Linked DNA regions of Mus musculus: regions 2, 3, 4, 5 and 6 are each linked to region 1. Evidence: chromatin loops called from intact Hi-C (ENCODE). Cell type or tissue: gastrocnemius. All regions are shown on one strand.

Region 1 (5,000 bases):
AAAGAAAAAAAGATGTATGACTTCATCAAGGGAGAGAAGAAATGGAACCATGTGTTGTTTATAGTATTTCTCTGTATGAATGGGAAGGCAAGGCTACATGTTTCATCCTTAATGTGGCTACTAGGAGTCATGGGTCACAGCAGGCTTAGAGTCTGTCATACTGAAGGGAATATCCCAAGGGACTGAGGGCTAATTAACAAGTTAGCCGTTCAGCACAGAAATCCATTTTAGAGGAAAGCAATACTCTAACAGTTTAAGAACCATGCTATTCCTAGAATTAAGTACCAACTTCTATTTTATCATCTTTTGCATGACTCACTAAAAAGATGTAGCTTTGTTGTGGTGCTTGATTCCCTCTCAGCCCCAGCCATGCACACATGGGGTTTCTGAAAATTCAAAAACATCAGATGGTGTTCATGTAACTAGCTGAATTTCAGAAGCTTTAATAAGAAAAAAAAAAAACCACCACAACAAAACAGAAGATATGGAGCTACTATTTCCTCTACTGCCATGTGCAACAGAACAACATAGAACAACTAGAACAACATAGTATGCTCTTCTGATGCCAACAGTTTCCTCCGAGTCTACTTGTTACACTATGGCATTTTCTTTGCTACCACTCCAGCAGAGTACAGAAAGGATAAAAATGGAATCGAGTTCATTTATGGGCTGTTAAATTTGGTTTCTCCTGTTTAATGTATATTAATTTGTTTCTGCATGAAAAATTTTCGACCTCCTTACCAAGCACAGTTACTATACAGTTACACAGTTTTAGACAGATGAAAGAATAACTATCAACTCCACCTGAGTCTACCTGTTTATTTCCTCACCCCCAGACTTGAGTACCACCAAACGCTAGTCACCTGAAATGCAACACTTTGCAGGCTGAGCTTGGGAGTGGGGCAGGGTAAAATCATTCATTTATTGAGTGCATACATATTCTGTATGCTAGATACTGTACAGATAAGTTTAATCTTATTAACTAAAAACATGGATCACTGATATATACATATTCTTCTTTAGAATATGGTTTAAGAGGTCTGTGGTTCATATAGACAAAACCTGGATCTTCTATTTTCCACAGGATTCAAATTGCTTTGATTACTTATTTAAAACTACGAAGGTTGACTTGAGGCTATAAAGTTTGTCCTTGGGAGGCTTCTTGTAAATTGCAATTATATTTTTTGTACTTCAAATGAATGTGTATTAGAAACATAATTATACCTGGTGAATATTAGATGCTGGGTATTAATATCTAATACTAATCCCAGTTAGTATTACTATCCCGGTTAGTAATGCCTATTCTCTCATGGCTTCACAGCCGCAAATCTGCCTTTACCCACTCACACTTGTCTCTAGCCAAAGGTGCTTTCCTTAATTAGCACATGACTTAAATTTTACTCTTGACTTTTCCATTGCTTTAGCCTCAGGCTTTCCAAATACAGGCTGGTGGTCTAACTGGGCAAGAAAACCTTTTCAAATTAAAGGTGCTATTAGCCTTGACACTGAATAAATGGAAAAACAATTTGTCAGGATTTGTTTAGCCAATTCAATTTTCTCTGAAAACTCCTATCTCTTATAGTTCAGTCTTGCCTGCAGGCTTTATGACTGTGGTCTTATTTTAGCTAGTTTTGTGTATGTATGTGAAGCCAAGGACCAACCCTAGGTCCATTCCTCAGGAACCATCTAACCTACTTTTTGAGAAAGGGCCCTGGGAAGCACTCATAACCACCACTCCACCTGGCTTTTTACATAGCTGCTGGGGATGGAACTCAGGTTCTCTTGCTTGCTCAGCAAAAACTTTACCAACCTTCCCGTCCCATAGTTTTTATAGCATCCCACCATGAAATTGACCTCTAGAAAAAAAATAGGGTACGTATTCTTCCTAAGCCGATGCAAGACTAATTTAAGAACGTGGTAGGGGGGTTGTGCTCCTCTCTTTAAAGAGAGCAGACAGGTCAAACCTGCTACTGCTTATTTGTTTATTTTAAATTGCCAAAGTACCTGTTGCTTTCTGGGTGGCTAAGCCACATAAATGGTAGTTTTGTTCCACAAGTCTAGCCCAAAGTCCACATATACTTCCGAGGACATCTTTGAAGACCTTTGATTCCTGGTAGTCTCTGGTTGCCACTTATGGAAGAGCAGAGGCTTCTGTTTGCCCTGACTCCTACTCAGCTTGAGGTGGGAGATGACCTAGTGTCAACTAGGTGATTTAGAGAGGCAGAAAGCCCCAAAGTACAATCAATCAGTATGGGAATGTTGAAGCTGTAGAGAGCCTTTGGGATTCCCTGCCGCAGTCCCCTTATTTTGCGGAAGGGGATGTAATGGAAGGATGTGTGACTCAATCGCGACCACCTGTCATGCACAAGCAACTCTCCCACCATTTCATCTGTCTGCTTCACTTTTCTTACCTGGCCCCTTTGGGTCTCACGCTCTGGGCTGACCGAAAAGCGCCTACCTCCTACAGCCAAAGCAGGCAAAAAAAAAAAAAAAAAAAAAAAAAAAAAAAAATACAGCGTCCTAAGCACCCCACATATAAGCACTAAATATTTCAAAAATCTGAATGTCTTCATTAAACCAAACCAAACCCCTGACCTTTACAGTGTGCTCAGTCTTAAGCTCCCCAGGGTTTTGTGTAGTTGTATGAAAGTGCTGGTTTTTAAGGTGAAGGACGGTGACTCTCGTGAGCCACCGTTTCCAACAGCTGGGGAGTAAAACTGCAGTCACCAGAACGGCCACCCAAGGGGGTTTTCTCACCTCCGCCCCTCCGCCAGCCAGGGCCAAGGCTCCTTCACGGTGGCTTTGAGGTGGGAGTTGGCAGGAGGCCTCCAGACGGGGTGGGCGTCGGTGACATCACCGTCCCTCAGCCTCACGCCCGGGCCTGGCGGTAGTAACGGGGACGCCTACACGCGGGGTGTGTAGCCCTGGATGGCCACGGGAAAGCTCCGGCCCTAAGACGTTTCCCAGAAGCCGCGCCGCGCCCTCTGGAGGCCGCGTGGCTCGCCCCACCGAAGCCGCCCGCCGCGGGCTGACGAGCAGCAGAGCCCTTACAAGGGGAAACGGGTCACAGAGCAGAGCGGTCACCGAGTCACAGGGCTCGGGCACGTGAGGTGGTGGCAGTTACCACCGACAACGGGGGCTGACCTATTTCCTGCGAGTGCGCGCTAGGAGGACGGGTCGCGCTCCTGGGCCTGCGTCCTCCACAGTGCCACAGGGGCTCGGAGAGTCCTTCCAAAAACAAACAAAAAGCAAAGGCGCGAAAGGCGGACCCGGCAGGGAGCACCAAGGGAGAGGCTGCCCCGTGGGTTCTCTGCGCTCGGCCTGACCGGCACAGGACAGCGTGCGCATCCTCGCCCGCTGTGCGTGCGCGTGCCCGCTCACCCGCTGCCGGGCCGGGGGGCGGGGCGCAGCGGGGCGGGGCGGGGCGCGCGAGGAGGGCGGTGGCGGTTGGAGGCCGAGGAGAAAAGGCGGCGGTCCGGGCAGGGCGGAGGCGCAGAGGATTGGGACGGGACGGGCCCCGTGCGTGGTCCGGTCCGGTGCGGGGACGCTGCGGAGCCGCCGGGCGCTAAGGCCAGAGAAGCCAGGGTTTGAGCGGCGCTTCGGCCCGCGCGGGCTGGTGAGTGTGGCGAGGCCGCGGGAGGCTGGCGCGGGGACGCGGGCGGGCGGGCGGGCAGCGGCCCGGACGGCGCGGGCCCCGGGGGCGGCGGGGCCGGTGGAGTCGGCGCAGTTCAGAGGCTTCCGTCCGGCTGGCCCCGTCCGGGTCGCGCCCGGCCGCCCGTGTGGCCTGCCCTTGAGGCTCCCGGCAAATGGCGCCCCGACCCCCGGGGACGCGGAACCGGGTGAGACCCCCACCTCCGCCCCCACCCCCACTGAGCGCAGAGGAGCCCCGGGGGACCCCGGAATGCGTGGCTCGCACCCTCTGCCTCGTAGGGACTTGAGGAGTTTGGGCGCAAACGGGTTAAAGGACGGCGAGGCATCTCCAAGTGTCTCCGCGGGATAAGCGAAGTTGGTAACTTTTCCATTCATGGAAGTGAGAGGCGCGGAGGCTTAGCTGTGGCCCTGGTTAAAGCGAGACTTAGGGATCACCCCCCCCCCCCCCAAGTTCCTGGGTTCCAGCTCGTGGAGTCCCAGATTGGAAGCAGGACAGGGAACGCACGGCGGATTCAAAGTCACTCGGGGATTACATTTTAACCTCGACGGAGGCCTGTGTTTGCCGCGTTTCTCCTGCTCCCCTCTCCCTTCTTTGAGTCCCGTGGTAAATCCCGGATAAAATAGATGCTTGGGAAGGAATTGACCTTTTCTTCCATGATTGCTTTGTTGACTGTGATCCAAGATGAAGTTATTTACGGGCATTCTGGTATCAAAGAGGGTTAACGTTTTTAAAACGAAGTCTCAAAAAGTTTCTGAGGTTCTTTTTTTTATTTGTTCCCTGCTAAATTTCAGGCAAAGTAAGTTACATTAACACGCTCTGCACGCTTTTATGTTAGTTTTCCCAAACAATCCTGTGTTGACTGACAAAGAGACAAAGGATACCATGAAGTATCCCTGTTTGATTTTTCTAAAGCATACAGTTTCGTTGAATCACTCTTCTTTATGCTTAGTCACTGTTTCTTGCTGTAGTAGTTTAGTTGAGGACAACATGTTTTGCTAACTTCTTAGATCACCAGTTTATACCCGATACTTAACATAGGGACATAAGCTTTTGTGTGTGTGTGTGTGTGATTCTAGAAATAGTAGGTGTTTTATGAATGATATAAGAAAACTGGAACTCTAATATTTCTGAATGTTTAGATTTAGGTTTAAAGGGTTTTTTGTTTATTTTTTGTCTTAAAATATAAAATACTTAAATAAAATATTCTTTTAAAAGTAATATTGCATAAAATAATTGCTAACACTTCCCATATGGCTTGAGAGGTGCTTTAAGGGCAGACAAACAGGCTTTAGTTAATGTGTTTACTGTTTGATATAGCATGTTTCTAAAATCTAACGCTTGGATAATC
Region 2 (5,000 bases), 130 kb before region 1:
GTCTCCCGGGAACTGACTTAACACACTGGTGGTAGAGTCAGCATGCACTGTTATTCTGCAGGATGGTGGCTTTGTAAAGGCTCTTCCATTCCCTGCCAAGCAGCAGTTTCCACCAACATACTGTTTCAAAGCCTTTGGGGTATCATATTCACTCTCAAAGTGTTATGCCATTATTTTTGTAATTATAAATGTCATGCTTGAGGCCTTTAGAAAAGATTAAGAATATTTTACTTGTAGCTATCAAATTAGCATCACAAATATTCTTTCACAGGTATCAAAAATTCATCTGCAATACTCCCATTGCTTAAAGTTCTGAGGTAGTTGGGAAAACATGCCTTAGGAGGCGGCTTAGGGTTTCCGTTCCTGTGAAGAGATACTATGACCAAGACAACATTTACAAGGTAAACATTTAATTGGGGCTGGCTTACAGGTTCAGCGGTTCAGTACATTATCATCATAGTAGGAAGCCTGATAGTGTTCAGACAGGCATGGTGCTGGAGAAGGAGCTGAGAGCTCTACATCTTAATTAGAAGGCAGCCACCAGAGACTGTGTCTTGCAGGAGGCAGAGCTTGAGCGCTAGCAGATGGTTTGCTCATGTGGCTTATGGGGGGAAAAGCATCCTTGTAACCTAAAAGTATAAACTGAAACAGTAAATGATGGAGAAGAAACTGTAAAGCTTTATCAGGAGAAAGAGAGCTAAGATTGGTTATGGGGTGGGAAGGCAGAGCAGTACAGAGTAAGCAAACCTCTTATGGAAGAACATGGCCTATAGGACTTCCACAGCTAAGGAGAAATCGGTGAGTGGCTTTAAACTTTAATTACAGGATGACTTTCTTCTGGGGAAATAATTCAACTGTTGACTTTAGGTTGGAGGTAAATACTAAAGCTGTAAAGGTTCTGTGGCTCTTAAAAAGTGTATTGCACGTCCCCCTTGATGGCAGATTATCTGCTTAATAAGTGTTTTCACCGAATATTTTGAGCTCATTGTTGAGATACACTGCTCAGAAAATTAAAAATATATACATTATTTTCAAATTATTGCTTCTAGGTTAATGTACCTAGTTACCCCAAAGCTTCAGTGCAGGTGTCTAGTGAGATTGATATTCTTTTCATGGCCATGGAGCAAGGAGTCACTTTGGTTGTTACATCTTTTTGTTTAAGAAATACATTCTAGGGAGATAGCGGAGAGTGAGCTCAGAGGTTATGAGATCACTCTTCTCTTGCACAAGATCTGAGTTCAGCTCTGAGCACCCATATTGTGTGGCTCAGCCTTGTCGGATAGAGTAGTGATCTCTTTCTTTGCAAACCAGAACTTGTGTTTATTTTTAACACGTTTCTATAGGTGCCTCCTCTTCTGCCAGCCAGGAGCTTGACTGAGCAGCCATCAGCTTCAAAGCAAATCCTCTATCAAGAGAAAGGTACTGTGCTGAGAATTCAGTCAAAATATTTAAACATTTTGATATTTATACTCTGTTTAGACATGATGTATACTTACTGGACCACAACACAGAAACCAGAAAAAAAAATTAAAATTTTCTTAATTGCAATATTTATCACTATGGACTGGATCCAAGCCTAGCTTAGACATGATACAACACACCTGTATTGTTTCCAAACAAGGCAGCTGAGTTATATGAAAAGTGGGGATTCACGTGTAAGATCTGAGTGTGTCCAATAAGTCGGTTCTCCTGTCTGTACTATCATTAGATTATTTACCATCTACTAGGTGGTAAGACACAGTATTTTCATGAACAGATGTCTCACAACAGGGAATTTCCAGAAAGCCAAATAACAAGCGAACCTTTTCCTCCCCTGGAATTAGCTCTGGTGATTACAAAACAACCAAACAAACAAACAAAAAAAAAAATTACTCCACAGAAAAAAATTCGAAGGACATACAAAGCACTTGGTAAACACACTATTGAAATCCTCAGAGGAGAGACTTTTATGTCTACTGAAGATAGAATTCTCCCTTTGGAAAAGATACTGGGAGGCCTGCTTCAGCATAGCTGTATAATTTTTTTTCTCTTAAAACGTTTAAACATTTAAAGCCTTAGTAATTTTCTTGGCAAGAATAAATTTCTCTCTGGCTTCATTTTTCTCAGTTCCTTTTGAAGACATCGTCTCTGCCTTTTTTTTTTTTTTTTTTTTTTTTCCTTAGCAGATCGAATTCTTTTGGTTTAGTGGATTAATTGTATATTTGTTTGGGTATTATAATTGCTCAGCATCGTGAATTCCGTTTTATGTAACTTTCTGCCTTTTTATGAAAACCACAACTCACATCAAGCCTACCGCTCTGGCAAAGAGCCCCGCCCTCTCTGGCAAGAGGTCCCGCCCCTTCTTTCGGGCCCCGCCCATCCTGCATTTGCTAAAGCCACGGGAGGCGGGGAAAAGAGAGAGGCACAACCACCGCGAGACTTAAACCGTCTTCTACCGGGACCTCAGGGACGGGACATGCGCAGAGGTGCTTTTTGAAGCCAACACCGGAAAGAGGGGCGGAGCGTCCCGACTGGTCCTGCGCGTTCGCCTGGAGCGAGCGCTCCTGCTGGCCTCCTCAGCTGGCGCTGGCGGCTTCCGGCCTGGGTGCCAGGCTTCACCCAGCGTGCAGCGCGCATGCGCAACTCCCGCAGGTGAGTGTGGCGACTGTGGGCCCGGGATCTGCAGCCTGCGAGGAGGGCCGGGCCCGGCGACAGGTGCCTGCAGAGCGGCTGAGGTAGGTGAGGGTGCGTGCGGGCTCTGGGGTTAGAGTCGCGGCGGAGGGAGGCTGGCTCTGCGCGTCAGGGAAACTCCGAGGGCTCCTGCGCAGCTCCGGGATCCGGAGTGATCGGCCCTGCGAGGCCCCGCGGCTCGGCCCCAGCCCGGACGTGGGCCGAGCCCTTCTCGCGTGGGACGGGTGCTTGCTGCCCACGCTTGCGTGCTGAGGCCCTGTCACGAGCTGTCCCTCCGGCTCCTTCTTCGAGGATAACTTGCCTTGCAGGCTGGCGGTGCGTGGGACGACAGGTAGCTGGGAGGGATGCAGAGGCCGCCAAGTTAGGCTGGCAAACTCTCAAGCATTACAGTCGCCTGCAGAAGCGCCCTGGCTCCTGTGCATTGTGTGCACTTTGACGCTGCAGGTAGCGCTAGGTTGGTGAACGAAGATGTTGGTTTCTGGTTAAGGTACCCTGTGGGAGGAACGGTATTGTTTACAGTCTTGCCTTTTCACCGTGGTGCCTTTTAATCCACTTGGCTTGAATTTATCATGGCAAGTCTATGTTTTTCTCCTACGTGTTTGCCTTTGCTCCTGTATTTGCCTAGGTCCCATGATCGCTAACACCACTTTATTCTTTGTCTAAGCTTTTACTCTTTGTCTCAGTTAGGGTTTTACTCCCGTGAATAGACACCATGACCAAGGCAAGTCTTATAAAGGATGACATTTAATTGGCACTGGCTTACAGGTTCTGAGGTTCAGTCCATTGTCATCAAGGTGGGAGCATGGCAGCATCCAGGCAGGCATGGTGCAGAAGATGCTTAGAACTCCACATCTTCATCTGAAGCCTGCTAGCAGAATACTGGCTTCCAGGCAGCTCTTGCAGTCACACACTTACTGCAACAAGGCCACACCTATTCCAATTGGTCCAAACCTTTGAATAGTGATACTCCCTGCCAATCACACTGTTAATCCATAAAACTAGTGTGTGTGTGTGTGTGTGTGTGTGTGTGTGTGTGTTCTTCCCTCCTCTGTATAAGGATCGATCGAAGTTTTGTTAACGCTTTGGGATTGTCAAGCTCATTGGAATTAAAAGAGCAGTGGTGTGGGGTTAAATACAACTAACATGTGAGACAGGCATTTATTTCTGATGTAGTGAGAGGTTTGTCTTCCTAGTTGTTGGCCATCAAGTATAGTATTATAATTTGTCTTCTTTAATGGGATTGTTTCTTAACTGAAAATTTCTACCAAACATGAGTGAAACTGTCACAGCATTTGATACATGAGATCATGGTTAAAGTGTTTCTTACCTGTTAGTTTTGTCCTTGAGGTGACCAATTACCAATCCCTTCTGATGGGAAGACACAGTGGGGTGTTCTTGTTGCAGCAGCTTGGTCACACCTTGTTGCTCACACCTGGGTAGATAAGAAAACAGACAGGATAGGAAACAAGACTGGTCCCCCAGGCTCAGCAACCAGCATCGGACTCCCTACTCCTAGGCCCCATCTCAGTTCTGACATGTAATCTGTGAGGAGCTTTTATAGCCAAAGCACAGCAGCTATTACTTGACTTAAGTCTTCTTATCAATTTACCTATTTTGAAGAGTTCACATTATATAACAGACTTAAGTTTTGTGTAAGGGCTACTGAGGAATGTGCCTAGTATCACAGGGTTATTGTTAAGATAAGGAACTGGGTTAGGATGTGCTTCATGAAATGAGGATATTTTCACTGTGAATGAAAGTCAGAGTCTTGTGTGTGAGAGTCCTAGAAAATATCCAGTAGAGGAGTGAGGCCCAGCCTAGGTTTGTGCACATTAGGGCTGTAAGCCTGAATATTGCAATGTTTATGTTTTTGTTTGGAACTATTTCCTCATAAAAGATATATCACCTCAGTGTTGGTAACCTTCACAGCAGATGTACATTGTTAATTTTCCTGGAGTCTAGATTTGCAGTTAGCCAGAGGCTTTAACCAGACTTGACTGTATGGACTCTATTCTCTTAGTTTTCCTGTCTTTATCCTGCCTCACACCAACTATTCCATTTGTCATTTAGAATTCACATTTACTTATCAAGAAAGTGGAAGCGTGAAAATGAGCAGCCGAAGGAAACGTGCTCCCCCGATGAAGGTCGATGAAGAAAGGCAACAGCAGCTTCACTGGAACATGCATGAGGACCTGAGGAGTGAGCCGCTCACCATGACGGTCGGGGAACAGGCCTGTTCAGATGCAGACTCTTCTTCTGATTGCATCATCATCGATGAAGGCCCTCCTGAGAGTGCACTTCACAGAGATAAGAAGAGGCGTTCAGAGACT
Region 3 (5,000 bases), 75 kb before region 1:
CTCTCTTTTAATAAGGGACTTTAGCAGCCAGGAGCAGATATAAAGGGACCAGAGTTAAGTCAACTATGATGTGTCTTTCCATTTCATGCATGTAGTGTTTAAATATGTTTGGTCCAGGGAGTGGCACTATTTGGAGGTGTAGCCCTGTTGGAGTAGGTGTGTCACTGTGGGTGTGGTCTTTAAGACCCTCTTCCTAGCTGCCTGTCCCTGTTTGCCTTTGGATGAAGATGTAGAACTCCCAGCTCCTGCTGCAACATGCCTCCCTGGATGCTGCCATGTTCCCACCTTGATGAAACTGGACTGAACCTCTGAACATATAAGCCAGCCCCAATTAAATGTTGTTTTTATAAGAGTTGCCTTGGTCATGGTATCTGTTCACAGCAGTAAAGACAGCCCTAAGAAAAGCCCTAAGACAGAAGTTGGTATCAGAGACTGGATTATTGCTGTGATAGGCCTGACCATGCTTTTGTTTGAAAGAATGTGGATTTGGGGACTTTTTGATTTGGAAAGCCATGGAATGTTTTAGGAGAGACTTAATGAGCCATCCTAGTAGGAATATGGAAGACTTTGTTGCTGTGAGTGATTTGACTGTGCAGACCTGGCCTGAGAAGTTTCAGTGGAGAAGAATTTATGTGACCTAGAAGCTGTTTTTGTGGATGAAGAATGTGGCTGCCTTTTGCCCTTGTCTGAAGAGTCTGCTTGAGGCTAAGGTGAAGAAACTCAGATTAATTGCATTGACAAAGGAAGTCTCAGAAACACCATCATAGACTGTATTCTCTGCTTAAATCTCATGAAGAGCATTTTGCATAAGCATAGCAAACGTGGGAAGGAAAAATATAAAATGTATTGTTTGAGTATTAAAAGGACACCAGGAAGTGAACATAGCTGAATCCTGTGTTCAAGGATATTAAATTGAATTAAGAAAGTGGTGACCCTGGGGCAAGATCTCACCTACCTAAGTTTAAGTCAAGGCCTGGTGCTATACACCTTTAATCCCAGGAGACAGAGCCTTGCAGATCTCTGAGTTCAAGGTCAATCTACAGAGCAAGTTCCAGGATAGCCAAGCTTTGGCAGTGAGGAGCTGGGAAACAGAAAGCTAGTAATAGAATAATGGAGGCCATGTTCCAGCCCCAGCAGGTAACAGACTTGGACTTTAGTGCTGATATATTTTTGTTAATTTTTTTATATGTTTACTTTCTATCCAAAACTCTAGCTTATTCTCTATTATACTTAATAGAAAGGTTTGAGGTCATTTCTTTATTATTAACTATTTTACTATTTTGCCTGCTGATATCATCTTTTGAGTGGAAAAACAAAAGGTGTACTGTTACAGGGTATATGAGTGGTTCTATCTGAAGGTCTGAATTATCACTTGTATTCTTCCTGTTTTCTCTTTATTATTATTTTAAATCAGTAGTATGAGATAGTATGGTCCCCTTTACATTTTTTTAAACCTTGTATATATAATTGAGAGGCTGTATGTCTAAAGAAATAAATGTAAGATCCTTATTTTAGCATGCAGATTTTTAGCCTTTTTTTTAAATCTTGTCCTCCCATTAAATTAGAATAATTTTCTTCCTTGTTTAGATGTTTTGGTGGTTTTCGTTTGTTTTTGTTTTTTGTTTTTATTTTTGTTTCACTTTGTTTTGGTTTTTTGAGACAGGGTTTCTCTGTATAGCCCTGGCTGTCTTGTATTTTTTCCTGTAATAAGTGTATTGAAAGCTTTGAGGAAAGGGCAAGTGCTGCTGTGGGAACCCATTTACATTTGGTTGGTATCCTCCCCACACCTCCATTTAGGTCATGGCAGTGTTCATGTTTAAGGTCTGAAAGCTGTTACTTGATTATTTACTACAGGTTGGGTCAAACACACTGATGGTTGGTTCATCATTTGTTTATTCCTCACATTTTCTGTTTCCTGTGATGGAACCGTTTTGAAAGATGAAAAAAAAAAAAAAAAAAGAAAAGAATTCTTGTAAAGTGACTCTATGCCTGTGTGTTAGTCCACATCTTGTATATCTGTCGTTGTCCATGATCATGCCACCGCAAAAGAAATTTTATTTATTGTTAAATCCTTCAGTTTTCAAGGTGCCTTGAGCTTTTATTCTTTGTATCCTTACACTTCTAATATTAAAATATCTTAAATGAATGGAGTAGTGAGGAATGTTTTTAAATATACATTCTGCTTCCTTATTATAATAGAATTTAGTAGATATAAAACAAAGTGTTTGGTATCAATACTGTGTGACTTTCTAGAGTGCATTTATGTCCAATTAACTGGATGTAAATTCTTTTAGGAAATCCTTATTCTTAGATTTGGGGGACAGGGGAGAAAGTGCGTGACATGGCACGTGTGCAGAGTCAGGGGACACCATGTAGATAATGACAGCCTCCATGCTGTAGGCTTGGAAATGAAATTCAGGGTCATCAGACTCATCCAAGGATGCTGCTTACCCATTGAGCTGTCTATTAAATACCTTGGTGATAAACTCATTCATTTCTGCAATTAGACACTAAAGAAAATTCCCAGTAAACACAAAATAAAAAGACTAATTAAGCACATGTATATTTGCTTAGTTATGTATATATGTATGTATGTATGTTTGTATGTTTGTATGCTCTGACATATATAGCTTGAATGAAGTGTTTTATACCAAATTTCTTTCCTTCCTTAACTAGGTTTTGTTTGGTTCTAATGTATTTTCCTCTTTGTGTTCAAAGGGTAGCCATTCTACAAAAGTGGAAGCTGTGGTCAGAACTCTGATGAAAATACAACTTAGAGATCCAGGGGCCAAAGCGCTCGTTTTCTCAACGGTATAATCAAGACTTTCTGCTTCAGTCTAGCTGGTTTTCCACCTCTACTTAGTGTCTAAGAACTACTTAGAAATACTGAAGTAGAGCTAAGACTCGGAATTACTGTCATAGTTTTTCTGTGTCCTTATGTTTATATAGAGAGAAATGTGATAATACTTTATAAAGGCAGTTCCTATCATGTATTATACTTTATGTTAATATCATTTAGAGATATTTTTGAGATTTGAACAAATAGAATCTATAACCTTCAAAGATTCGTTCATAAATGAAATGGCCTATTTAAGAAAAAGTAGTTAATGTACTATAAAAAGTATTATTTATAAATATAGTAAAATACTAGTTTTACATTTAGAAAGTTGAACTATAACTATTAAATACACCATTGTTTTTTATTTATATTTTAATTATTTTCAGTGATGCTTGTGGTTTTTTATATTATCATTCAACTAGTATTTGATGAGAAAAGAAAATGTCGTTTCCCAACTGTCTTAGTTAGGGTTTTACTGCTGTAAACAGACACCATGGCCAAGGCAAGTCTTATAAAAACAACATTTAATTGGGGCTGGCTTACAGGTTCAGAGGTTAAGTCCATTATCATCAAGGTGGGAGCATGGCAGTATCCATTCAGGAATGGCGCAGGCAGAGGTGAGAGTTCTACATCTTCATCCAAAGGCTGCTAGTGGAAGACTGACTTCCAGGCAACTAGGGTGAGGATCTTATGCCCACACCCACAGTGACACGCCTACTCCAACCAGGTCACACCTATTCCAACAAGGCCACACCTCCACATGGTGCCACTCCCTGGTCCAAGAATAAACAAACCATCACACCAACAGAGCTAGTGTTGTTGATTCTCCATCTGAGGGTTTTGTTTGGTTTTGCTCATTTAACTGAAGTACAAAAGTTACTGTGGTTTAGTTATGATTTATTCTCTTCTCAAATCTCTTTGGCTAAATGCTGTGTGTAAACACTTTTTTCTCACTTTTATATTCTAGTGGCAAGATGTATTAGATATTATTTCAAAAGCTCTCACGGACAACAACATGGAATTTACACAAATCAGTCGCATTAAGACATTCCAGGTGTGTCAAAATTTTGCTCATGTTTTTAACAGATCAGTTGCAAACTGAAACTGCTGTTTTCTGGCTGACTTTGTTTATCTTCTGTCCTGAACCCTATAAGAAGGTTTTAAGTTCTTGATTATCTAGGAAATTAACATCTTAAAACAAAATAAAAAAAAAAACTGTAGATATTTTTGATATAGACAAACTAAAGATTGTCTAAAAGACAGTCTTTTATAAAACATTTTTGTCTTTAGATCTTTTTCTTTAATGTAGGAAGAAATGGCCTTGTAGTATTTCTTTTGAAGGGGTCCTTGTACCCTGGAATTGTTTTCTGTGTACACCCCCACACACACTCATAAAAAAAGTATATGTGGTTAAAATTTTGCTTATATCAAATTCAGTACAGTCTGACCTATAATCTGAGATGCACTGCCTGCAAGAATAAGTGAAAATGCAGTAGCTTACTATCTTACCTCACATGAGCTTTGCATAGTTTTCCTTTCCCTCATCTTTCTCTACTCTCATACAGTTCAGTTGTCATGTATCACATATATCTATGATGTAGTTTCCACTACATGCTATAAAAGCAAAAGTGTTCGTATGATTCTCTTCAAAATCAGGAAAAACAACAACATTCCAGTTCCTAAAATTGGTGGATTAGCATTTAATCTTCACTACCATGTTCATCTTGAGCTGTAACGTAAGTGCTCTGATTCTAATCCATCCAGCTAAAGTTCAAATGTACCTTTCTTCTTTCAGGAGAACCTCTCAGCGTTTAAATACGATCCCCACATCAATATTCTGCTGCTGCCCCTGCACACAGGCTCTAATGGATTAACTATCATTGAAGCCACCCATGTCCTCCTGGTGGAGCCCATACTGAACCCTGCCCATGAGCTGCAGGCCATTGGGAGAGTGCACCGAATTGGACAGACCAAGTAAGGATGGAAATTGGCATTTGTCACCTTCCTTCAGGTTATGAGAAACTAATTCAACATTTAAATTCTTTATTTATGTTTACCATACCCTGTCTGATTTTTAAGTACACATTCTGTCTCCCTCACCTAAAATGTTTGGAACCAGAAATTGTTTAGGGTTTTTTGGTTTTGCTTTTTGTTCTTTGGG
Region 4 (5,000 bases), 83 kb before region 1:
AAAAAAAACACTAGGTGTTTTTATTTTTTATTTTTCTTACATGTGCTTTTAAATTTCTTTTCTAATCAGACTTGGTCAAAAGGTAAATTAATATGTCATTTAATAGGCACTAGGGGCTAGCTGTATAGAGTAGGCAGCGGTGGTACTAATGCTTAAGCAGGAAGAGGACTCATCCTCAGATTCCTTGACATTCTTATATTTTAAGAATGTGTTTTCTGAGTAGATTTGAGAACAAGTTGAAATTACTGACAGAGGTAGGTATTTGTTAGAGTGTTCTCCCTCCTAAGAAACCAACAGGTAAGTTAGAAGATTGGTAGCTGCTTTTTGAGTAAATTTAAAGTGTCAGTCACATTGCTGTCCCCAGAGTTGGAATGAATTTCCATTCATTCCTTCCATGCATACTTATTAGATGCTTCCTATGCCCAGGCAGTGAGCGGCCTTGCAGATGTAATACACAGTCAAGATGTGGCTGCTGATCTCTCTGAGGTTACAGTTTGGTGGTAGGAATGGAGAGGAGTTTGAGTTACAGCAAAAAGTAAAGACATTAAACAATGATTTTTTTAAATTATAAATATTATAAAATTAAAGCCAATCTGAGCTTTTCTGAGGAAATGATTGTTAAGAAACACAATGTAAAAAATGAGTGGATTGTCCAACATGGAAAGAAGGTAGAACTGATCTTGCCAAGAGGATGTTCCCAGACTGAAAAAGAACTCACAATATGTGATCAGACCAAGACAGACAAGCCTAACACAGAAGTGAGTGGCTGCAGAGCAGTAGCAAAACTGAAAATAAAATGGAAAGGCAGGCAAGGCAGGCACTCAGGCTCTAAACCTTGCCAAGATCTTCCTTGCTACAATGAAGAAAATCAGTTAGCAAAAGAAAAAGAAACAAGAACAAAAGTGGAAAAAATGTAGGTGTGTTTAGGGGGCCACACAGTTGGCTAAGATGTATTTAGGGTGGAGACAGTGGAGTTGGAAAGAGGTAGGTATGTTCAAGGGCCACTAATGTAACTGAGCATTAGCAGGTATAGCAGGGAAATACCCTGAATTCTGATGTGAAAAATCAGATAAACCAAGACTTGTAACTAGAGGCAAGTGTAGAAAGTAAGTTCTCTGTTGTTTCATTGTATTCAAGATAAAAGATTCTAAAGCATGCTTAAGCTCCAATAAAAGACTAGACAGGAGTCAGTGAGAGGACTCAGCAGGCAGAGGAACGTGCTGCCTAGCCCAACAACCTGAGTTCTTTTCTGAGACCTATATGGTGGAAGGAGAGGACACCCAAAGTTGTCCTCTGACCATATGCACACTGTGGTGTGTGTGTGTGTGCACACATGCACACACAAAAATAAAAGGGTAACCTGAAGATACAGGAAAGAAAACTAAACTGTAGTATTAGACCCTTGGAAAAAAATAGAGTATTAGCTTATAAAAAGTAGAGATCTCATTGAATTCAAATAGTTATAGGTTGAGCTGTTGAGCAAACAAACTGTAAGTGTGTGTGTATCTTTATCTGGAATGGGATAGTTTAAGTGAGGTAAAAGAAAATAATGCTAGATGAGACTGGAATGCATATGTAGCAGATGATGAATGTCTCAATTTGAGGTATATAATGATTTTAAATTAGGTACCCACGTGCTGAACAAATGAAAAATAGTGTTACTATATGATACCAAGAAAAGAGTTAAAGGGGAATTGAGTCTCGTGAGGAGAGAATGCAAATTTATTTGTGTTCGAGACCAAAGAAAGTAATGTTGATACTCTAATGCAGAGCCCAAAGGAAAATGATTGATGATGATGATGATGATGATTTTTTTCAAAAAACAAATATTTAGTTATGTCGACGAGAACATTGTTGCTATCTTCACACACACACCAAAGATGGCATTAGATACTATTACAGATGGTTGTGAGCCACCATACGGTTGCTGGGAATTGAACTCAGGACCTCTGGAAGAGCAGCCAGTGCTCTTAACTGCTGCAGCCCCCAGTGATGATGATCTTACAGCACTTACTCTGCCATAAAACATTCAAGACTGTAAGGAGGTACATGGGAGATGAATACACAGTGTGAACTATAGGACAGTTGGGAAGAAGCGAGGAGAGGATCATGATCTGAGGATAATGCAGTCTGTCTCTGAATTCCTTGGGTGAATGTGTTGTAAAAACATGTGTTAAGAAGTTGCAAAGTAAAGTGTGTGATTGGAGCAGCCCAGAGGCCGGCCAGCCTTGAGACTTTGTGGTCAGTGTTCTGTTCCTAGAATTGTCCTTCGCAGTCTCTCCCACGTTCTCCACACTTTCATGTTTCTCTCCCTCTTGTTAAGACGCTGTCTGTTTACTCTTCTTTTCTCTTCTTTCTGCTGGAGTTGCAGGTATGCCAACAGCCACAAGTGGTATTGATGAATAAGATGGGGCAGCTCAGCCTTACACAGTGGAAACACCAGGAGCCAGGATGAGGCAGAGCTGCCTCCATGCCCTGTGCTGGAGGGTTAGAAGGAGGCTGGTCTAGTTGCCAGTAAACTGTGCGGCTGTGGCTCTGAGTCACTGAGCCATCAGACCCACACACCTGTTCCTGTATGGCAGCTTTCCTATACCCAGTACAGTTAGGTTTGCAGCCCTGCTGGGAAGGAGATGTCAGTATTGAAATATTACTAAATACTCTTGCTGTTATGTATCTTTCACAGATGTCTGAACACATGTATTATACTGTCTTATTCAGAAAACTAAAAGATTAGAGACTTTAGTAAAGATAGCTTTTCCTACCATTGACTCAGACATGTTTACATTTCTTCTTTAGCAAACATGATTAAATATTTTACATATTATATAAGCCAATCTCATCCTCTTCCACTTCCTCACTGTAATTCCCACCACATTTGTGTTTGTTTCTGTCTACGTTTTTTGTCACCATTCCTGTCTGCCACTTCTACCTGTTGTTACCTGTCACCTCTTTGACACTGTCACATTTATACTCTACTGTCTGTCACTCGCTCTTTCAAACATCTGCTTAATATGTGTTCAGAGGCTACTCTACTCTTCTGACTTGGTCCCTACAGCTCCTAAACCTGAAGTTTTTTTATTGTCAAATTTTGCTACTTAGTAAAAATATGAATATGTAAGTTTCTATAACCTTAAGGGGTTTTTAATTTCACTCTTAAGTATTCATGACAAGACTTCTGTACATAGCAGACAGTATGCTGGCATACATAGTGCTTAATCATATAACTTGAGATCATATAAAAGGTATTCAGAGAATGCAAAAATAGTAATAAATAGTCTTTGGTATTTTGTTTCTAAAGATATTTTTGGAACTTGAGATTTCACAGATTAAGGCATCCTGTGGATTAAACATAGAAATAAGATACTGATATCACTAGTATCCCTTTGGTGTATGCACTTAAATAAAAGTTGTATCATCCACAGCAACAGTGACAGTATTCCTAAGTGACCTTGGAACCTACTGGGCATGTTACAAAGTAAACAAAATTCCCCTTGCAAGTTCCAACAACTGCAAGGCATTTGGATGTGGTGAATCAGACCTCCTGGCAGAAAATAGTGCCATGTGGCTTGTTCCATGTGTCCTGTGTTTGGCAAGGTTTCAGACAAAGCACTTTTGCTGGTATAAACCCAGCCCCAATACTGAACAGGATTCTTAGTTCATAAGTTTCTATTCAATACAAAATTTTATGCATAGATAGACATAGCAAAACCGCTCCCTCGCCAGCCACCCAGCACATATGCACTCTTACTTTCTCATCTTACAGTGAGTACCTCATAATCAGCCAGTGTGCTTTGAGAAATAGGCTTTTCAGACTCTGTCTCAATGAGATTGGGCTCATCGCAGATAGGATATGGTTCAGTGTCTTTGGTTTTCACAAAGCATATCTACTAATTTTAGAGAAGTCTTATGCAACTTATAGAGAAAGCATTGTATTTCTATTCTAATTCCAAGACAATCAGTGCAGCAATAAGACGTGTAGAATTCTGGGGATAGCATCACAGTGCATTTTCTTTCCTTCCCCCTCTCCTCAAGTTATCAAAAGTTGGCGTGTTCGTACTTTCTAACATGTCATTAAATATCTGGGTAGAAAAAAACTAATTATAAAATTGTGAGTTTGCTTAAAGTAATTGTACAATAACTTCAGAAATCAAATCTATACTTAATTGTATTTAAATGTGTACATCTAAATATCCCTATATGAGCTACCATATATGTTATATATCAGTGTTAACTGATAAATTGAAAATAGTACTGATTTTGTTGTTTAAATGAGTTTATGTAGATACAATTCTGATTGTCAGAAAAGAAAGTTTCTATTCATCGACACAGTTAACAATTATAGTTCTGAATGATGAGTGTGTAGTTCTCTTAGTCATGCTGAAAGTTGGCCATGCTATACAACAAATTGAACACACAGTTGAGACTGAAGATGTAAAGTGTAAATTACTTTTATTTAATTATCTTTTTGAAAAACATAGTCCTACTTCTGTCTTAGTTAGGGTTTTATTGCTGTGAAGAGACACCATGACCAAAGCTACTCTTATAAAGGACAACATTTAATTGGAGCTGGCGTGCATTTTCAGAGGTTCAGTCTGTTATCTTCATGGCAGAAAGCATGGCAGCATGCAGGCAGAAGTGGTGCTGGAGAAGGAGCTGAGAGTTCTGCATCTTGATAGGAAGGCAGCCAGCAGGAGACTTACTCTTCCTTACTGGGCCAAGATTTAGCACTAGGATCCCTCGAAGCCCACCTCCACAGTGACACACTTCTCCCAGCAAGGCCGCACCTCCTAATAGCACCACTTTTCATAGGCCAAGCATATTCAAGTACGACAGTCCTTTCTGGACCACTAACACTAGTAGACTGTAAAGAGACATTGTTCTTGAGATTCTCTTCTGGAGCCTAAGCACCTGGCGTGCGATGGGCACTTAGTAAAAAAGGTTATGAAATATGTTTGATCCAAATATGATTTTTAGATTTTTTACAGATAATAACTTATTTC
Region 5 (5,000 bases), 68 kb before region 1:
AAATCGGTAGGAAAGAAACTCAGTGGGGCTTGGGAATCATACTGGGCCTTAATTGGGAAGCTGTGAGCAGAGGAAGGACACATCTCACTTCAGCCTTGAAACAATCATTCTGAGTACTGTGTGCAGGCTAGGGAGTAAGGGGAGCAGGGAGGCCATGTAGTCCTGATGACAGTAGGAGGCAGCTTGTATGGTAATGGCAGTGCACCCAGTGAGAAGTTTTGAGGCTCTCGGTTTATTCTGGAGTAGAACTGACAGTGTTTGTAGGCATAGTGGTTAGTGGGTGAGCAACACTGTGGGCTTTGGCCTAGACAGCTGAGAGGATAGAAAGCCTTTGGCTGAGTGGAGGAAGACTATGAGATAGAACAGGTTCAGTGGCAAGAACAAAGGTCTGCTTTAGATATGTTTGAGATTTTATTAGCTATCCAAGATATGTATGTTCAGAGACAGGGAGAGAAGCCAGGGCTAGAGGCACACACTTAGACATCAGGAGCATGTGATGGTATTTTTGAGTTATGAGCATGAATGGAATTATAAAGGAGAGAAAAAATAGTGATGGGCCATGAACTAAATAAATTCTGGCACAAGTAAGCTACAAAGCCCTGGGAAAAGAAAAGACACCTACATGCTTAGCTGTTACCTGCTGCTAAATATGTCAAAATATGTTAAAATGTCAAAATAGAAATCTTCCTATTAGAGTTTTGACCATTAATTTTATTTTATCAAAAGCAGTTTAAATGGAGCAGTATAGGCAACTACTTATAAGGATTTTTTGTTCAACTCTAGTTCAACAAACACAAATAGGATTACATAGCTTGTGTAGTGACACGGCTAGGTAAACAGTGGCAGGTGCACCCCTGCTACCTGCCTGTCCCTGCTTTAACCATGGCTCCCTACTCTTACTGTGCAGCCCATAGGAATAGGATTTTGAGAGATTTTTATTGCAGAGTAAAAGAAGAAGAGAATAAATTTAAGAATTATTTTCTTTTTTAAATTAAAATATTAATTAGAGAATGATTCTTTTAGAAATAGAAAAACTAGGAAAATATGGAAGAAGTGTGCTGAACATTTTCCATGCCTGGGCAAGAGGATACGGGACCTAACACTGATTGTTTTCAAGCGAGAAGAGTGTGGCTCTGGTAATGGTTAAGAGAGCATAGCATAGGGGCTGGTGAGATGGCTCAGTGGGTAAGAGCACCCGACTGCTCTTCCGAAGGTCAGGAGTTCAAATCCCAGCAACCACATGGTGGCTCACAACCATCCGTAACGAGATCTGATTCTCTCTTCTGGAGTGTCTGAAGACAGCTACAGTGTACTTACATATAATAAATAAATAAATCTTTAAAAAAAAAAAGAGAGCATAGCATAGTGTTTGTCCCTTTATTACAGTGGAAGAGTGTCTTTTTTTAATCCCACTTGTCCTAAATCCCACCTCTTTTCATATTCTCAAGAGGCTTCATCTTGAAAAATATCACATAAATATGTCTGAGTGTTAATCATTTTTAAAGTGACACTCCTTTATAGTCTACCTCCACCCGCTTGATGTCCTCTTCTGTCAGCCTTTCTATTTTGGTGGCTGCCCCTGAGTGTACCACTGAAATGAGGCTTAGAGTTTAACTGGTGCCTACTTCTTGCTGTGGTCTAGTGGTTCCTTTTATCTACTCTCCCTAGTTGCTAGTTTACCCAGTGCCATGACATTAAGTAGTATGAGTGGGTGGACGACCTTCATGGGAGTATCCTTGCGCCTCGATAATACCAGCTTTATATATCTAGCTATTATCTGTACATGTATCTAGGAACTTTATATTTCCCCTATTTCCCCTAGGATATCGACTAGATAGCTTAAGTTTGACACAGGTAGAGCAAAACTACATCTGTGCTACTCTAAGCCAGCCCAAGCTTTCCTCATATTTTAATGTGTCTTTTGTCATCTATACTTGCTCAGACAGGAATCTAGGACTTTTCTGTATCTTATATTCAAATTATTTTAGTCTTGATTCTTGTATTTCAAAGATATTCCTCATTTTTTGACTAATTCTTATCCCGCTGACACAAAAGCACAATCCATCTCCTCTTGCCAGGATGACCTCAAATTATATCTCTTCTCTTCCTCCATAGCAGCCAAAGCATTTCCAAAGTACAGTCTAGTGTAAATCAAAATATGTATAACTACTAGAGCACATTTCTTTATAACTACAAAATCCAGTTCCTGGTTAGATCCTGCAGGACTACCGTTTATGATCTGAACCCTGCCCGCCCGTAACCTCATGTTGACCTGTTGCGTTTATAACACACTTGTGCCATGCTCGTCTGCTGTTGGCCCCGGAAGTATTTTTAGCTTTTCCCAAGCATGTACTCATCCAGTAATATATATGAACATTGGTTTCTGTCTGCATGCATTCCTGTCCCTCCTGTGCTTAGTGCCTAATGCCCTTCTCTAACTGAACTTGCCATACGTAGTCTGTGCATGCAACTGTCTCCCTCGTGAGAGGGTTAGTTCATGAAGATCACATTGGCGGTATGTGCTGTTGACTTGTCCCTGAGCTCACTCATAAAGACCTGCCACAAGTGGGCACCAGTGGACTAATGGATGTAGCATGTGTATATAAGGTCATTTTCTACTCATTTGTCTTAAGATGGTCTTTAAACTTAAAATTATTATTTGCCTTCTAGACCTACTATTGTACATAGATTCTTAATTAAAGCAACAATAGAAGAACGGATGCAGGCAATGCTAAAAACTGCTGAGAGGAGGTAGGTAACAACTTACAAGTGGGATTTCCCATCACTTGAGAGTTTGAGATCTTCTGGATGACAACAAATGATGTAAACACTAAATACTTTTTCTAAAAACCAAAGAAAAGCATGTTATCCAAAGCATGTCCCAATTAATGTTTTGGACAGTCTATATTTGGCTTAAGATAATTTAATAGATTACAATATGCACAATTAGCTGGCTTATCTTTGATATATTTGATTACTTTTTAAATGAAATGTATTGTTCTCTCTTAGCTAAACTTTTATCTGATATGTGTCAAACTAAACATGCATTAATGTTTTATAGTTTATGCTTACCAGTCACGCAATAGGCATGTCTGAATTTAAAGTCTTGGCTGTTGATTTGTGTCAAATCCATAGACATCAGAGTAGTAGAATGATCAGAGCAGTCTGAATTAGGACTTGGTCTTGCAGTCATTACTCTTCTAACATTTGCACGGTAATTTTCCTTCAAAGTCATATTGAAATAAACCAGTACCTTCCTCCTCCCCGTGAAATGGGCGGATTGGAAGTCACCCAAAGAGAGATGATATGATAGCTCTTTCAAAGGGAGGGCATCTCCAGGGTATTTTGTAACAGAAACCTTCTCAAACCAGAAATTCCATACTCTGATGTAACAAGAAAGATGCCGCCATCCGAAGGGCTTTTCATCTAAACATGAAAGATGTTTGTTCTTGTTGTCACATGCTGCAGACATAGTGATTTTCGTTTCAGTTACAATAATACTGAACTTCTTTGTAAATGGCGAGTTTAGAACCTGCTTGACAACAGTTGTCAGATGTTTTATCTTCTGTTTTTTATTTGTTTTGATTTCTTATTAATTGTTCATAGAAAGCATTTTCTGACAAAGCTTCAGAATTATTTAGACATTTTCACTGATTTTGACAAGATGTAACAATTACTGTCTACTTGTGGCTCAGTGATGACCACGTATGGCAGATCTGTGCCTCACTTTATTGTCATGCATATAGTCTCTAACTCCTGGCCATGCCTTCTCTCTGTGCCTCTGAAACTCTTGCAGCCACACAAGCTCATCCGGAAAGCATTCTGAAGCCTCTGTGTTGACTGTGGCTGGCCTGGCTGACCTGTTTACCAAGGAGAACGAGGAGCTTGAATGAAGCCGTCACATCATTCCACACAATGTTAAGATAGAACTTCACTTCCAGAGATGTCAAGAGAGTTACAAATTAAAAACAAAAAATCAGTAAATATTAGTAAATACTATTTTAAGTTGAATGAATTTATTTTGTTATACTCTAGCCTAGTAATAATTGGCAATTGGTTCCTTTTCACTATACCGATTTCACACCATTTACAATGAATTTTAACTTTACACTCCTAATAGAACATTAATTTTTTTGTTCCACTTGTATATCTATTACTAATAAGGCAGGGGAATTAAGAAAAGGGGTATTAAATAATTTTTCCATTAGTAGATAGATGTTTGTTATAACAGGAGAGAATATATAAGAAGGTTACTTAGTCTAGTTTTGTATGACCTGATGTGTACAGCCAGTGTAAATAACATTTTTGAAAGGGCCTTCAGCATCTTTAGCATAGGATTCACCATTATATTCTCAGTAATGTTTTAAGAAAATGCTAAACTATATAATAAGTAGTTATTTGCATGAGTTTAAACTGTAACACTGTCATTAGCTCCTAATAATAAATCACTAGGTGGTTATATTGTGTTTTGTTACTAAATGTTAAAATACTGAAAAATTCATTTTTCTATTATGTTTAAGTGGTATCATTGTTAATATTTTTAAGTGGATTAACATTTACCTACAATGATCTCTTTAACCTTTTTAGTAAGTTTTTTTTGTGTATGTGTTTTAAGATGATGTATCTGTAAATATGGCTTTTTAAAAATCATCATTGTACTGAATTCATTTCTTGTGTTCCTGTAACTAGTCATTTTAGCCACTAGTTATCTAAACCTACAATAGAGTTTATTCATTTCAGTTACTCTGTTCTTAGAAACTAACTAGTGTTTGATCTACTACAAGAGAACGCTGTGTTCACACATGCATAAACTGTAAGTGGTTAAACTCTCTCTTCTGTGAAGAATTCATGGATGACTTTGAAATTACAAAATAAGAAGTAGCTTGTTGTATCCTAGCCTTGTGTTGGAATATAAATGTTCTTGTTTCCTTCCCTTTAGCTGTTGAAATCAAGGGACCCTCAAGGTTCATTAGCTCCTACCTAACTGTCCATAAAACTGT
Region 6 (5,000 bases), 51 kb before region 1:
CTAAAGAGAACCCTAAATCCTTATAAGGGCTAGAAGGCCCTACATGATGCAGCCTTCCATTGTGCAATTCTACTCGTCTTCTTCCACATATCCACTCGTCTGCTCCATCCTCAGAATGTATGTTACTGTGCCTCAGACACGACCAAGCACACTTCCACAAGGTCTTTTAATTGTCCCTTTTGCCTGTCACTCTCCCCAGACATGCTGTGCCTTCTGCCCACTTTCTTTCTAGTCTCTGCCCCACAACAGCTTATAAGTGAGGCCATTTCAGTCATTGCACAAAACTGAACCTTTCATCCTCTACCTGCCTGTCACCCTTAAGCCTCTTTGTGGTTTGGTTTTATTCTACTGAGGTCGGATATATTCACTTTATAAATCTTTCCCAGCTTCCTGCAGAAATTAACCACTGAAAGCTAGAATTTTGTTCTCAGCTGTAATGTATTAAATAGCGCACAGTAGAGGCTCAAGAGGTAATGTTGGGCACTGTTATACTTGGAGGGAGGATTGCTAGTGTTCCAAAGACTTTTAATAGACTACTCAAATATCCTTCATGTTACAATGTGATATATCTCATTTTTCTATAAACCAGGGTAGGAGATACATTTTATGTACCTGTTAAGCCCAATTATTTATGCAAGTTGTTTCTAATTAAGACTTTATGTAAGCAAGACTTCAGCTTCTGCTTGATCTATAATACATCTCATTGTCATCTCTATGCCTCTTCTCTCCTGTCCCAAACTTAGGCCTTAATTTTTTACTCTTTTGAATATATCTAGCACAACTAAGGAAGGAAGGAAGGAAGGAAGGAAGGAAGGAAGGAAGGAAGGAAGAGCACCTGAGTTCTGACTTTATTAACAATCTGGGTCTTGTTGAATAGGTCAGTTTGTCTCTGGACCTCCTCATGTAAAATAAACATTGGGCTATATGAGCAACTCCAAAAACTATTAGCATACTTCATCATTTGTGGAAAAGAGTTCAAATTAGACAAGAACTGTGCTTAACTAAAGCCTTTTCCATACTCAGAGCAGACCTTCAGAATAATTGAGGAAGCTAAAATAAGAAAGAAGGAAGATTTGAATTTAAATAATTTTTCAAGAGATATACATGCAATTAATAGAATTTAAGGAATGAGAAGTAATGAGATTTATAAAAAGCCAGAATCTTGAATAAAAGGGAGGTGAGAAGAGCATTCTAAGTCCTTCCTCCCTGAACCGTGGGTATAATTGGTAACTATTCCATTTGCTTTTCCATGTATTGGGGGATTTGTTTCTTACTTTTGACATTTTATGGAACTGTATATTAATTAAAACTGCATATACAGCTTTTCCACAACCATTATTTTTACTATCCCAAGAGGAAGCAGTAAGTTTTGGCATAGCAAATAATTCCGTACAGTTCAACAAATATTTATTATAGGTCTTAAATATTTACTAATTGTGGCTTGTTTAAGTCTTGGGCATCTGATTATGTAACTAATAGCATGTCATTATATAGAAGGTAAAAGATGTTTGTACACACAGATAAGCACTGGAGAAGCCAAGAAAGTTAAACTCACAGATACCATCAAAGGAGAGAGATGTTTAGCCTGCTCTCCTGGAATGCTGGGAACAGATAGAGTTTAGCTTTGCTAGTGATCCTTTGCTCTGATGAGCCAGACTCTGCCCTTGTCTTCCAGAGTTTATGCTTTGCTTGTCCATACCCTTTAATTCTAAAACTTTTATTGAACATTACTTGTTGCCACTAAACTAATCCTTGTGAGAGATGTCATTTGTACTTTGCAACAGTCAGTGTTAGGTTATCTTAGGACCAGGACAAATCCTCACTCCCACAGGGATTGTATTTACCTCAGTCATTTTCCCTAGACCCTTATCTCAAGTATTGTCTGTAAGTCAACAACAAAAATACAGACACCATATTTACTTTATAAACAGCTTTAGTGGAAACATGTCTTGAGCTTTAATGAGGCTGAGTTGTTACCAAAAAACGTTTTTCTAAAATTGTGAAATACTTAAATATGGCAAAAATATAATATGAGCTGATGTCAGACTTTAAAAGTCCTGGCCTAACACCTGTACCTAAAAATGTAACTGAGTTTTATTCTTGTCTTTTTGTGGATCATTTCTCTCCCTGCTGTAAAACCTGAAGGGACCCTCCACATCTGATTAAACTAACACTTCTCTGAAAAGCAGGTATATGGTCTCACTTAACCTTTCCCATTGGTACATTATTTCCTGACTCCAGGAACTTTTTCTAAAACTGCTGCTCCTACAAAGATAGTCTCATTTCCCCCTGTCTATTTAAACCACTTTTCCTCTGAAAGAACTCATCAGTCAGATTCTGACTCTGAAAAGGCCAGAAGTTAACCAAGATGAAAGAAAATGTAAATGTCTGTACCGCTGCCTTTTTCTTGAGATCTCATTTGCATCAGACTTCCAAGAGTTCGATGTCTAGCTGACTCATCCTCCTATCTCTGTCTCCCCAGAACTGGATCTCTGATGTGTAGCTTTTTTTTTTTCTTGAGTGCTGAAGACCTGACCTTAGCTCTTCATGTATGTGTGGCGAGAAGCATTTTTACTAACTGAAACATTCCAGCCCCCAGAGGGACAAACTGAATTCCTGTTCTAAAAATAAAACGTTCTATAATGGTTTGTTTACTCTTAGTTGTAAATGCCTGAGGTAGGCCAGAAATGTGATATGCCCACGTTCTAGTACTCAGTTAATATGATGGTGGATAAACACAAAAGTTCCATTTGTTTGCCAACCACTTTAAAGGATTAATACATTCATCTTTCATTGCGATCAAAATAAATGTAACTTCAAAGTGTCCAGGAACTCAGTTTCTAACAGGGCAGGGTAAAGGAGATCAGTGACACAGGCAAATACACTTGGAAGTCAAGGAAAAGGTTCCCTGAGAAGTATGGGTTAGTCTATGTGCAGAGCTTAATTCAAATTGTCTCACCACCCAGTGTTTTAAAGATAGTTAAAAGAAGCAATTTAGGTATAACCTCACATGGACCTGAACCAACAGCATGGCTGTGCTTAGGGAAAGAAGTCAGGACACAGACAGGTGCAGGGAAGGCTCGGGGAAAGGATGGCCATCGACAAACTAAAATAACCAATGTGGCTGGCCTTGATGTGCAGCTACCAGCCTCCAGTATGTAAGTCAGTTCTGTAGTTTACCCATGCAGTTTACAACACCCCATAATGACAAGTGATCATATGCAGTTAGCAAACTTATCCTCTTGTTTTTAGAAAACAGATGCAGATTTCTATGGAAGGACCTATATTTGATTGTTGTCTGCTGTAACAGCCATGAAAGGAGTTGGCCTCAAGAACTGTATCATGTTTTCAAAGCTAGAATTATGGAATGTTTCACTTGGGTCAGATCAAGGTTCTAGCACATCTCTAATTCTCCAGTATGCTCTGTGGGAAAGTGGCTTCCTCTGTCTCCCCCATCTTCAGATATTACTGAAACACTTAGTTTTGGGCCATATCATACCAACCAGTGTCTGTTTTCACGGTATCTTTTTTCTTTTTGTATCAGATCTCCCTCTCCCTCCCCCCTCCCCCTCTTTTTCCCCCTTCCCCTCCCCCTCCCCCCTCCTTCTCCCTCTCCCTCTCCCCTCCTCTCTCTCTCTCTCTCTCTCTCTCTCTCTCTCTCTCTCTCTCTCTCTCTCTGTTGCCCTATATAATGGCATTTGTGAGTATATTCAGGTCAGGGCCTGTCAAATTCATCAAAGATACACTCTCATCTCAAATCTTTCCCTTAATCTCTTTTATATGACCCTTTCTATATATAACAATTAGAGGTTCCATAACTAAAGACTAAATTTTGAGCTTGGTTCTACTGGACAGTAGAAGAACCTTTGATCTAGTTGGGGGTCATGGGTCAGTAGGATCTTGCATGTGAAGGTGCGAGTAGAATATATTTCCTCCTCTTTCTGTAATTTCCTGAGAGCATTTTGCTGTACCATGATCCCACCATACGATTCTTTACCATAGCCACAAGTAACAGGCCAACCATGGGCCGAAGGCTCCAAAGTTGTGAATGGAAATAAACCTTTCCCCCTTTTATAGGTTATATCTCTAACATTTGTTATAATCATGGAAATGTGTTTGTATTCTTTTTTATCACTGAAAAAAAGAAAACTGAAAGAAACAATTCTAGAGAAGGCAAGTATAATGAGGCTATCCGTTCAGAGTCAGCATTCCACCATGGCAGAGAAGGCATAGCTACTGGAATGGGTGGGCCCAGGACAGCAAGAGCTCATAGCATCATCTTTGGTATAAACAAGACAAACAAGATCTGTCCCAAAGTAGAGTCAGATTAAAACCCTCTAATGCTCGTTCTCAGGGACATACCTCAAGGCAAGCAATACCTTTAATTTCAAAGGTTCTCTGATCACCCAAACCTGTGCTCCCACCACCAACCTGGAGACCAAGCATTCAAATATTTGAGCCTGAGGGAATACATTTCATATGCAAGTTATAACACTGAACTGATGTCTTTGGGGTTATGACCACCACATTAAGAGAGGTGAAAGAATTCGGATTTGGCTGCTGATATACCTTATTAGTAATGTTTCATTATAGCTTATTTTAGCAGCAGGGAAAGATGAACAGTGACCTCAATTGGAAATTTTAGCTTCCTGTTTTTAAAGTTGGGTTTTGTATTTGGGAACTGGAGTGTTTTGACCATAAAAAGTAGAGTACATATTTAGCCAATCAGAGTTGGGAATCGAAGTGTTTTAACAAACCTTTATATTCTCTGTAAGATTTTATATCCTAGAAATGCTATTCTCTCCCTGCCTCTGTGCGTCTTACCTTAGACAGCACAAAGGCCAGGACAAGAAGCAAGTTGATTGTGTTTTAGACAAGCTAATGTTTGTGTGAAGAAAGCACTTTTGACCTCTAAATCCCTGGTGGCACGGGGCCTAGAAAGAAAGAGGCAACTTCTGGAGTCTCTTTTAGCCTTTCTGTTCCACAGGAGGCCTCCTCCC

The links. Peaks named below come from ENCODE experiments on the same cell type or tissue, not always from the same donor. Only the 100,000 strongest peaks of a DNase experiment are listed, where the experiment ranks them.
Region 2: a loop joins it to region 1, with 4 times the contacts of the local background. A loop is called at or near these places in 12 of 42 quality-filtered maps.
Region 3: it touches region 1 in a loop (2.2-fold over the local background); 14 of 42 quality-filtered maps call a loop at or near these places.
Region 4: a loop joins it to region 1, with 3 times the contacts of the local background. A loop is called at or near these places in 6 of 42 quality-filtered maps.
Region 5: a loop joins it to region 1, with 3.0 times the contacts of the local background. A loop is called at or near these places in 11 of 42 quality-filtered maps.
Region 6: it touches region 1 in a loop (2.1-fold over the local background); 4 of 42 quality-filtered maps call a loop at or near these places.

Annotation. Positions count from the first base shown.
Region 1 is chr10:11,277,885-11,282,884 of GRCm38, forward strand. It overlaps Fbxo30 (F-box protein 30), which reads left to right and starts at 3,446. Exons shown (of 3, transcript NM_027968.3): 1 at 3,446-3,616. In gastrocnemius, a CTCF peak has its summit at 2,996 (motif pointing left); DNase peaks (open chromatin) are centred at 2,905, 3,024, 3,356 and 3,818; H3K4me3 peaks cover 3,135 bases; H3K27ac peaks cover 3,618 bases.
Region 2 is chr10:11,146,873-11,151,872 of GRCm38, forward strand. Shprh (SNF2 histone linker PHD RING helicase) reads left to right here and starts at 2,558. Exons shown (of 30, transcript NM_001077707.1): 1 at 2,558-2,714; 2 at 4,741-5,000. The coding sequence starts at 4,779. In gastrocnemius, a CTCF peak has its summit at 2,545; a DNase peak (open chromatin) is centred at 2,465; H3K4me3 peaks cover 1,788 bases; H3K27ac peaks cover 1,497 bases.
Region 3 is chr10:11,202,463-11,207,462 of GRCm38, forward strand. Shprh (SNF2 histone linker PHD RING helicase) reads left to right here. Exons shown (of 30, transcript NM_001077707.1): 26 at 2,719-2,811; 27 at 3,807-3,893; 28 at 4,635-4,813. Among named protein-coding and RNA genes, the nearest start is that of Shprh, 56 kb to the left of the region's middle. In gastrocnemius, no CTCF peak of the experiment used is centred here; no DNase peak of the experiment used is centred here.
Region 4 is chr10:11,194,994-11,199,993 of GRCm38, forward strand. All of the region lies in intron 25 of Shprh (SNF2 histone linker PHD RING helicase), which reads left to right. Among named protein-coding and RNA genes, the nearest start is that of Shprh, 48 kb to the left of the region's middle. In gastrocnemius, no CTCF peak of the experiment used is centred here; no DNase peak of the experiment used is centred here; H3K27ac peaks cover 2,119 bases.
Region 5 is chr10:11,209,652-11,214,651 of GRCm38, forward strand. It overlaps Shprh (SNF2 histone linker PHD RING helicase), which reads left to right. Exons shown (of 30, transcript NM_001077707.1): 29 at 2,671-2,751; 30 at 3,797-5,000. The coding sequence ends at 3,893. Among named protein-coding and RNA genes, the nearest start is that of Shprh, 63 kb to the left of the region's middle. In gastrocnemius, a CTCF peak has its summit at 2,553 (motif pointing right); no DNase peak of the experiment used is centred here.
Region 6 is chr10:11,227,325-11,232,324 of GRCm38, forward strand. No RefSeq gene overlaps it. Among named protein-coding and RNA genes, the nearest start is that of Fbxo30, 52 kb to the right of the region's middle. In gastrocnemius, a CTCF peak has its summit at 2,590; no DNase peak of the experiment used is centred here; H3K27ac peaks cover 1,162 bases.